2 separate regions of the Homo sapiens genome follow, and region 1 is linked to region 2. The links are chromatin contacts, found by Hi-C or POLR2A ChIA-PET in ENCODE. All regions are on one chromosome and are shown on one strand. The core of a region is the stretch at or near the end of the contact, and the rest is flanking DNA. Distances in the headings are between cores, read along the strand shown.

Region 1 (5,424 bases), core at 2,287-4,786, 1.0 Mb after region 2:
CAACATGAAACAAAGACAGATGAGACTTAATTAATTCTCAAAAGAAGATATACAAATGGCCAACTAACGTAGATAAAAATGCTCAACATTACTAATGATTAATGATCAGGAAAATGCAAATCAAAACCACAATGTGATACCACCTTATTCCTGCAAAAATGACCATAATTAAAACATCAAAAATAATGCATGTTCGCATGGTTTTGGTGAAAAGGGAATACTTTTACATTGCTGGTGGGAATGTATACTAGTACAACACTATGGAAAACAGTATGGAGATTCATTAAAAAATTAAAAGTAGAACTACCGTTTGATTCAGCAATTCCACTACTGGGTATCTACATGGTGAAAAATAAGTCATTATATGAGTAAGATACTTGCACATGCATGTTTATAGCAGCACAATTTGCAATTGCAAAAGAATGGAAGCAGCCTAATTAATGCCCATCAACTAATGAGTGGAAAAGGAAAATGTGGCATATACCACATTTTCTTTATATATATATAATATATATAAATAATATATAATATATTTATAATAATATATATACACCAATGAATGCTACTCAATCATAACAAGGAATAAAATAATAGCACTTGCAGCAACCTCAATGGAGTTGAAGAACATTATTCTAAGTGAAGTAACTAAAAAATGAAAAAAACAAATATTGTATGTTCTCACTTATAAGTGGGAACTAAGCTATGAGAATGCAATGGCATAAGAATTATATAATGGACTGTGGGTACTCAGTGGCAAGGGTAGGAGAAGAGTGACGGATAAAAGACTACATATTGGGTACAGTGCACACTGCTTGGGAGATGGGTGCTCCTAAATATTAGAAATCACTACAAAAGAACTTATCCATGTATCCAAACATCTTCTGTACCTTAAAAACTTTGGAAATAATAATAATAATAATAAACAAAAAATAATCCCAAACCCCGTAAGTTTAACTTTCTATGCTTTGGCTGTTTTTGGTTTATTTTTTATTTTTTAGAAAGGGTCTCACTCTGTCACCCAGAATAGAGTGCAGTGGCTTAATCAGGGCTCATTGCAGCCTCGACCTCCTTGGTTCAGGCAATCCTCCTCCCTCCGCCTCCTGAACAGCTGGTACTAAAGGTACAGGCCACCATGCTCAGTTAACTTTTGTATTTTTTTAGATACATGTTTTTGCCATGTTGCCCAGGCTGATCTCAAATTCCTGGGCTTAAGCAGTCTTCATTTCTTGGCCTCCCAAAGTGCTGGGATTATAAACATGAGCCATCATGAGTGACCACAATCTTTTTTTTTTTTTTTTTTGAGACAGAGCCTCACTCTGTCACCCAGGCTGGAGTGCAGTGACCTGATCTTGGCTCACTTCAACCTCCTCCTGTCAGGTTCAAGCGATTCTCCTGCCTCAGCCTCTGAGTAGCTGGGACTACAGGCACGCGCCACCACGCCCAGCTAATTTTTGTATTTAATAGTGGAGATGGGGGTTTCACCATATTGGCCAGGCTGGTCTTGAACTCCTGACCTCGTGATCCACCCACCTCGGCCTCCCAAAGTGCTGGGACTACAGGCGTGAGCCACTGCACCCAGCCCAGAATTTTTTTTAACATGATATAGAAAAGCTAACTATATTTAGATCTGTTACTTAACAGAAAATTTGAATAAACGTCTTTTATTAAAAAACATAAAATTTTTTATCTACAAATATTGATACAAAACAGTTCAAAATTACTTCCTAGGGGTTTCACTAAAAATTAGTTTGTTAAGGGTATATATATATATATATAAAAACTAAGATTTCTAGGTGTAAAACAATTTTTTTATAGAGAGTGTATAAACAAAGGCCAGGCGCAGTGGGTCACGTCTGTAATCCCAACACCCAACACTTTGGGAGGCCAAGGCAGGTGGATCATTTCGAGCTTAGGAGTTTGAGACCAGCCTGAACAGCAAGGCAAATTCCAGTCCCTACTTAAAATACAGAAATAAACCGGGCATGATGGCTTACACCTGTAGTCCCAGCTACTCCAGAGGCTGAGGCTGGAGAATCGCTTGAACTTGGGAGGCGGAGGTTGCAGTGAGCCAAGATTGCGCCACTGCACTTCAGCCTGGGCGAAAGAGCAAGCCTCTCCTGGAAATAAAAAAACAGTGTATAAACAAAAGCAAAATATGCTTTTGATGAAGAAAGTTAGAAACATTTTGTCTACTTTGAAATTATTTAAAGGTTGTTTCAAATTGAAAATATAAAAATAATGTAGATTAAAATACAACATAAAAATTTAAAAAATGGCCAGGCACGATGGCTCACGCCTGTAATCCCAGTAATTTGGGAGGCTGAGGCGGGTGGATTACCTGAGGCCAAGAGTTCGTGACCAGCCTGGCAACATAGTGAAACCCCGTCTCTACTAAAAATGCAAAAAATTAGCCAGGTTTGGTGATGCACGCCTGTAATCCCAGCTACTCGGGAGGCTGAGGCAGGAGAATCGCTTGAACCCAGGAGGCAGAGGTTGCAGTTAGCCAAGATGGCGCCACTGTACTCCAGCTTGGGCGACAGAGCTAGACTTCGTCTAGACAAAAAATAAAAAATAAAAAAAAGTATAAGAGATCATAAAATATGTATAAAAATCTAGAATGGTCAAAAAGACAAATTTGATGGACTTTATTTTTGTTATTTTATTTTATTTTTTGAGACAAAGTCTCGCTCTGTCGCCCAGGCTAGGGTGCAGTGGCAGGATCTTGACTCACTGCAACCTCAGCCCCCCGGGTTCAAGGAATTCTGCTGCCTCAGCCACCCGAGAAGCTGGGGTTATAGGCGTGCGCCACCATGCCCAGCTAATTTTTTTTTCTTTTATTTTTTTGAGACGGAATTTTACTCTTGTTGTCCAGGCTGGAGTGTAATGACGCGATCCACGCTCACTGCAGCCTCCACCTCCCAGGTTCAAGCAGTTCTCCTGCCTCAGCCTCCCGAGAAGCTGGTATTACAGGCACGTGCCACTACGCCCAGCTAATTTTGTATTTTTAGTAGAGATGAGGTTTCACCATGATAGTCAGGCTGGTCTCCAACACATGACCTAATGTGATCCGCCCGCCTTGGCCATCGAAAGTGCTGGGATTACAGGCGTGAGCCACCGCGCCCAGCTGATGGATTTACTTATAACGGTTTATCAAATTAGCTTTAGTGCTGATAATACATTATTACTAAAGTAAAAGTTGATTTTCTCTTGAACAAAAATTATATGTATTATTAATATACATAAAATATGTTTGTTCACATTTTGAATACATTGAAAAAGAGAGAGAGCAAAAAAGATATAGAATTTTCCCATGCTCTGGGGTGGGCCTGGCTCAGCTCAGGGAGGAAGCCCTGCCCGATAAGGCTGCAGCTTAGGCTGTCACTCTTTCTTCAGCCTAGGGTGTGATCACATCTTCTATCACTCAGGGTCTGAGTAGGCGGGGCCTTAAACGTTATCCAACTAGGGACGTTGGGCTGGGAACTGTCCAATCAGGCACACAGCTGGACTGGACAAAGCGGCTTCCGGGATATGGCGGGGCCTTTGTCTCTCGCTGTCGCCGGAGTCCCAGGTCTGTCTTCACTGCTCTGTGTCCTCTGCTCCTAGAGGCCCAGCCTCTGTGGCGCTGTTACCAGCAGGTATTGGAGATCCACAGCTAAGATGCCAGGACCCCCTAGAAGCCTAGAAATGGTGAGAATGCCAGTCCGACATCCCGAGAGAGGGGAGGGGGCTGGTTGGAACTGGTGGGAAGCGGCTGTGGCGGGACTCAGGCCTCCCCCCAGTCAGCTCCACAATCTGCGCCCAGCTCGACCTCAGTCCCCTTCAGAAATAAGATGGCGGCTGCGCTGACAGCCAGACCCCCAGGAGTCCTGTTTCTTCCCTGCGCAGTGACTGTGCCCTGTCCTGGAGCCCTCTCTGGGCAGCTGTGGACCCGCAGCCCCGCGTCTCTCCCAGATTGTTCAGGGACCCGGGGAGGGTCGTCAGGGGAGAATCCTGACTCGGGTTGCGGGTTCATGAACGGGAAGAGCTTTGGTCTGTGGGGTTCCCAGGCCCTCTTTTTTCCCATTAAAAATTTATGGGCGTCACTGCAAAAATATTAAATACTTTAATAAAAGAATGATTCAAAAATTGTACCACACCCAGCTGTGGTTTGTACTTTTGTGGTCCATGGAAGGGGCCTGAAGAAAAGATTGTTACAAGGTTCATGATAAAGAAAACCAAATTCAATAATTGGCTAGGTACAGCAATCTAGGTTGTCGTTTTTTTTTTTTTTTTTTCTTTTTTTTGAGACAGAGTCTCACTTTTTTGCTCAGGCTGGAGTGCAGTGGTGTGATCTCGACTCACTGCAACCTCCGCCTCTTGGGTTCAAGCGATTCTCCTGCCTCAGCCTCCCTAGTAGCTGGGACTACAGGCGCCCGCCACCACAATTTTTTTATTTTTAGTAGAGACGGGGTTTTACCATGTTGGCCAGGCTGGTCTCCAACTCCTGACCTCAGGTGATCCACCCACCTTGGCCTCCGAAAGTGCTAGGATTACAGGCGTGAGCCACCGTGCCCAGCCTCGTTTCTTAATTTTTACATTTAAGGTGGGAATATCCTGGTTATGTAATCAGAGCTTAATTGTCAGCTTATTCTTGGTTAAGCAAGAATTTTGTTTCCGCTAATGTAGTAATTTACCAAAAAATGCTCTTGAGTTTAGATTTTTTTTTTAGAAGTAGAAATCCGGGGACTAGAGCCACCTCAATCTAATTGCCTGCCACTTAATTATTTTCACACTCCACAGGGGACTGCTTTTTTCCTGAAATTTTCACATGTATCCCAAGCAGGGCCTCAAGTCCACCCCTCATCCCCTATTCCTCCAGCCTAACTCTGGCTTGCAGGAAAATACTAAATTTCCCGTTTTGTCTGACATTCCCAAATGCCAATGTCCCCTCCCTAATTCACTTTATCATCTATTTGTCCTTTAGGGTAGATTTTGATACCTGTTTTAATTTTTATTTATTTATTTATTTTAATTTTTGAGACAGAGGCTTGCTCGGTCACCCCGGATGGAGTGCAGTGGTGCAGTGGTGTGATTTAGGCTCACTGCAACCTCTGCCTTATGGGATCAAATGATTCTCTTGTCTCAGTCGCCCAAGTAGCTGGAATTATAGGCGCCCGCCCCCACGCCTGGCTAATTTTTGTATTTTTAGTAGAGACCGGGCTTCACTATGTTGTCCAGGCTGGTTTCAAACTCCTAGCCTCAAGCGATCCGCCTGCATCAGCCTCCCCAAGAGCTGGTATTACAGACGTGAGCCATCTCGCCTGGCCAATTAATCTTTTTTTTTTTTTTTTTTTTTTTTTTTTTGAGACAGAGTTTCACTCTTGTTGCCCAGGCTGGAGTGCAATGGCACGATCTCGGCTCACCGCAACCTCCGCCTCCCAGGTT
Region 2 (5,019 bases), core at 1,355-3,854:
GGTAGGCTGAGAGGGGCTGGATCACCTAAGTTCGGGTGTTCGAGACCAGCCTGACCAACATGCAGAAACGTCATCTTTACTAAAAATACAAAAACAAACAAACCAACAAACCAACACAATATCACCTTAGTATTAGGCTCACTGACATGTCACAATATCCCCTGCAAGCAGAACCTAGGACAAGGAGGAGAGACATGTTAGCTAGGTGTGCACCCAGTGATATGTCACAATCTCTTCTGTGATCGGGGCCAGGCAGGAGAGAGAGCCGCATTACCTGTGTGATGGGTGCAGGTATATGACACAATGTCCTCTGTAGGCAGGGCCTAGGCAGTAGAGTTATATCACCTGGGTGTTGGACCCAGCAATATGTCACAATGACCCACATGCACAGGGCACAGGCAGGAGAGTCACATAACGTATGTGTGGGACCCAGCGATATGACACAATGCCCCCCGTGGAAGAACCAAGGCAGGAGAGAAGATTCACACCACCTGGGTACAAGACCCAGTGATGTCACAATGTCCCCTGTGTGCAGTGCCAAGGCAGTAGAATAATCACATCACCTCAGTGTTGGGTCCAGTGATATGTCACAATCTCTTCTGTGGGCTGGGCCAGGGCTGGAGCACCAACTCACTCTGGTGCTGGGTAAAGTCATATGTCATAATCACACTGTCAGGAATGTTCAGCGGTGAGATTATGCATCTGGAGTGGGAAGAAGCAACACATCAAAAATATGACCAGACCATCCACGGCGGCTCATGCCTGTAATCCCAGCACATTGGGAGGCTAAGGTGGGAGGATACGTGGAGCCCAGGAGTTCAAGACTACCCTGGGGGCTATATGGCGAGACATCTTTATTAAAAAATGATAATTAAAGTTTAAAAAGTAATATATATAACCACAGCCTGGACAACATACTGAGACCATGTCTCTACTAAAAAAAATAGATAGATAGATAGATAGATAGATAGATGATAGATAGATAGGTAGATAGATAGAGCCAGGCACGGTGGCTCACGCCTGTAATTCCAGCACTTTGGGGGCCAAGGCCTCACTCAAAAAGAAAAAAAAAAGAAGAAAAAAGAAATCTAAAACAACAGCAACTTCAGTGTGCAGGAAGGAGCAAGAGAAAGACAAAAGAAACAGAAAAAGAAAGAAATAAATAAAAATAAAACAGCGGCCAGGCGCGGTGGCTCACGCCTGTAATCTCAGCACTTCGGGAGGCCAACGCGGGCTGATCACCTGAGGTCGGGAGTTCGACACCAGCCTGACCAACATGGAGAAACCTCGTCTCTGCTAAAAATACAAAATTAGCCAAGTGTGGTGGCACATGCCTGTAATCCCAGCTACTCGGGAGGCTGAGGCCCGAGAACCGCTTGAACCCAAAAGGCGGAGGTTGCAGTGAGCCGAGATCGCGACTTTGCACTCCAGCCTGGGTAACAAGAGCAAAACTCCGTCTCAACAAGCAAACAAACAAAAAACAGCAACTCAATGTACTGTGGAAACAAACTTGAAGTGGGGCTAGGAAAACAAAAAAAAGAAAACAAAAACAGAAAGATCCCCTGAGCCTCAGCTACTCGGAGGCCGAAAAGAAAGGATTGCCTGGGTGAGCCCGGGAAGGTGGAGGTCGCAGTGAGCAGTAATCGCACCCTCTACTGGATCTTAGCGGTTCTGCAGCCGAGGAGAGCCATCTGGTCCGTCTTAAATATTTCAAGCTGGTGGCCAAGTCCTACACTCTTGGCCGACATCTGGTGGACCCGGCGGCCGGACTGAGAAGCCAGCAGGTAGAGGCCCAGCGGATCCACCCTACAGGCCAAGGGTGGCGCTCGCGGCCTGAAGCTGTTTTTCTGGCATCTAAGTCGCCAACCTTCCTTCCCACCGCGCCCCCAACCCCCATCTGCTGATCGATGTGGGCGGTGGAAAGAGGAGCAAGGGCTCAAGCGCAGGGACTGCCCCCCCGGTGACCATCCCACCCGCGGGGTGGGAGAGGGCAGGGACCCAGACTGCCACCCCCGGGCCCTCACAGCCATACCTGGGATGGGGCCTGCCGGGCCACACCCCCGGACACCTGCAACTGAACCATCCATACCATGCTTCCCCAGCCCTATCCCAGCCGGTGGATCGAGCTGCCACCACCCCCACTCCCAGGAATGAGGGGAGGAGCCAGGAACCAGAGGGGTGGGAGGCCAAGCAGGGGAGCCCCCCAACCCAAGGCACCCACCACGCAGCACGCCGTCCCTTTCGGCGCTCGGAAAGCCCTCGGGCGAACCCCTCCCGAGCCCACCCCTCCCGGGACCTCAGAAGATGGCTCAGGACGGCCCCTGACTCTCCATGGGGACTTGGGAATAAACTCGGCAGGCGCCTCAGACAGTCGGGACCAGCGTGGGCGTCCCTGGCCCCCTGCGTCAGGCCTGGTGGGTCCTGCGGGTCGGGCCTCGGCAGTTGCAGTGCGCTTGGGATCAGCCGGGGCAGCCCCACACTCGGCTCGGGCTGGGAGCGCGGGGACAGCCTCCCAAGCCACAGCCCTGCGCGCCCGACCTCCGACTCACAAGGGACGCGCCAGAGCTCTGGTCCCATTGAGACAGTTCAGCTGAAGGCTGCGGGCCTTCCCGAGCTCCGCCCAGCTCACAGCGGGGACGGTCCCTCCCTCGGCAGCTGCCGCTGGAGCTCCGGAGGACAAGAGAACTTAGAGAGGTGGCCTCAGTGGAGCCCGACAACCAGCGCGAACGTCAACAAGACAGATCGAGATGGCAAGGGCAGCTCGTGGGCGAAATGGATCCACCCGACCCCAGAAATGATCCCCGATACGTGGCTCTGCATAGACCACGACAGAGTCCAGTCAAAGACAACCCGTGGGTGTGGGTGTTTGCAGATGCTTGGAGATGCATCTCAGCGGGAGAAAGAATGACCAGGACTCGGTAGTGGGTGGTTTAGGACACAGGGAGATACAGAATGAGGAGACTGTCCCAGAATCCACACAAAGACGGACAGACGACGAACGGAAGGAAGGAAATAAAACAGAAAAAAAAAAAAGAAAGAGAAGAGAGAGAAAAAAAATGAAGAAAGAGAAAGAAATATCAAAAGAAAAATAGAGAAAATAATGAAAAGAAAAAGGGAAGATGAAAAAGGAAGGAAAAAGGTGGAGAGACACAAAAAGAAAAAGGAAGAAATGAAGGAAAAAAGGAAAGAAGAAAGAGAGAGGGGAAAAAAAGAATACAAAGAAAAAAGAAGAAAATAAAAGAGGGCAGAGCATGGTGGCTCATGCCTGTAATTCCAACACTTTGGGAGGCTGAGGTGGGAGAATCACTTGAGCCTAGGAGGTTGAGACCAGCCCTGACAACATAGTGAGGCCCTGCCTCTACTAAAAGTTAGCCAGGCATGATGCCACATTCCTGTAGTAGGAAGGAAGGAAGGCAGGAGAGGAGGAAAAAAAGGGAGGAAGGTAGGAATGTTGAGAGAAAGGCAGGAAGGAAGACAGGAGGGAATGAAGGAAGTTAGGGACCAGGTTCTACAAGGAGGAAATGTTAAAAAGAAACAGAGAAAAAGAAAGGAAGAGAGAAACACAGGAAGAAAAAGGGAAGGACAGTAAGAAAGAGACAGAAAGGGAGAAATTATGAAAATAGAAAGAAAAGAAAAAAAGTAGAAAGATGAAAATACATCTCTAAAAGAATAATAGGCGGGGCATCGTGGCTCATGCCTGTAATCCTAGCACTTTGGGAAGTCCAGGTGGGTGGCTCATGAAGTCAAGAGATCAGGACCATCCTGGCCAACATGGTGAAACCTCATCTCTACTAAAAATGCAAAAATTTGCTGGGCATCGTGGTGCGTGCCTGCAGTCCCAGCTACTTGGGAGGCTGAGGCAGGAGAATCACACATACACACAAAACCTGCTGCCTCAGGCTTTAAACACACACGTTTTCTGTAATCCAGGCTCATTTGATTGTGAGGGCTGTTGTCAGAAATGTTACTAAGAGAGGAATATGCATAAATTAGATCACATTTAAGGTTATGCTTATAATGCCACTTGAGTGGGAAGCAAGAGAGTGGAGTTACAGGCACCCAGCTGGGGTTTACCCACACCAGGTTGGTTCTTTCTCTTTTTTTTTTTTTTTGAGACAGAGTATCACTCTGTCACTCAGGCTGGAGTGCAGAGGCATGATTTCAGCTCATTGCAACCTCCGCCTCCTGGGTTAGAGCAGTTCTTGTGCCTCAGCCTCCGGAGTAGCCGGAATTAAAGGCACGTGCTACTATGTCCGGTTAATATTTGTATTTTTAGTAGAGACAGGGTTTCATCATATTGACCAGCCTTGCCTTGAACTCCTGACTTCAAGTGATCTGACCGCCTTGGCCTCCCAAAGTGCTGGCATTACAGGTATGAGCCACCGTACCCGGCCAACCAATGCCAGTTTCTAGGCTCATGAGAGTGTGGCACAGGTAAACATCACCTGTCATTGGTGACAGAAGAAAAAAGGCTGGAGGGAAGACCAGGTGGGGGAGAGGTGGTAGGCTGTGGGGCTAGACCCTGGGCATGCTGGACCTGTTAGGTCACTGAACATCTATCTGGCTGGCCACCTGCCCCTTCACGTCAGTTGAGGAAAGGGGATTGGGCAGCATTCTCCATAAGTCCCACTGTGCTGTGAGGATGGAGGAGTGTCTACAAATTGCCATCTTAGGGTAGGTTTTAGTGTGAGCTGGACTCTCTTGGAGAGCCAATGAGATGGGAGGAAGACAGTCCCCCAGGTAAACCTTAGGGACAGAGCCTGTGAAGTAAGAGGGGGTGTGTGGAGGTGGCCTGTCCCTATGAGAAGGGGAGTTTAAAACTATTACAGGCTGGGCACTGTGGCTCACGCCTGTAATCCCAGTACTTTGGGAGACAGAGACGGGTGGATCACTTGAGGTCAGGAGTTCGACACCAGCCTGGCCATGACAGCGAAACCCCAGCTCTACTAAAAATACAAAAATTAGCCAGGCGCTGTGGCACGCGCCTATAGTCCCAGCTACTTGGGAGGCTGAGGCAGG

What was found. A loop is a pair of places that touch in the nucleus more often than their neighbours do. ChIA-PET counts read pairs that join two places held with the same protein, here RNA polymerase II (POLR2A). Pooled maps may share reads with other maps.
Region 1: a loop to region 2 is called in a map with no recorded cell type, with 4 times the contacts of the local background. The contact joins the promoter of ZNF254 here to the enhancer-like site in region 2. A Hi-C loop is called at or near these places in 1 of 37 single-sample maps with no recorded cell type and 4 of 50 pooled maps. POLR2A ChIA-PET finds 5 or more read pairs at or near these places in 2 of 52 experiments (WTC11 and common myeloid progenitor, CD34-positive).

Annotation. Positions count from the first base shown.
Region 1 is chr19:24,083,651-24,089,074 of GRCh38, forward strand. ZNF254 (zinc finger protein 254) reads left to right here and starts at 3,537. Exons shown (of 4, transcript NM_203282.4): 1 at 3,537-3,687. The coding sequence starts at 3,658. RefSeq lists enhancers at 3,583-3,662, 3,713-3,762, 3,823-3,912.
Region 2 is chr19:23,068,772-23,073,790 of GRCh38, forward strand. No RefSeq gene overlaps it. Among named protein-coding and RNA genes, the nearest start is that of LINC01858, 10 kb to the left of the region's middle. Within about 2 kb of position 2,605, at least 2 of the 41 ENCODE cell types and tissues checked have a DNase peak (open chromatin) inside an H3K27ac peak, as active enhancers do.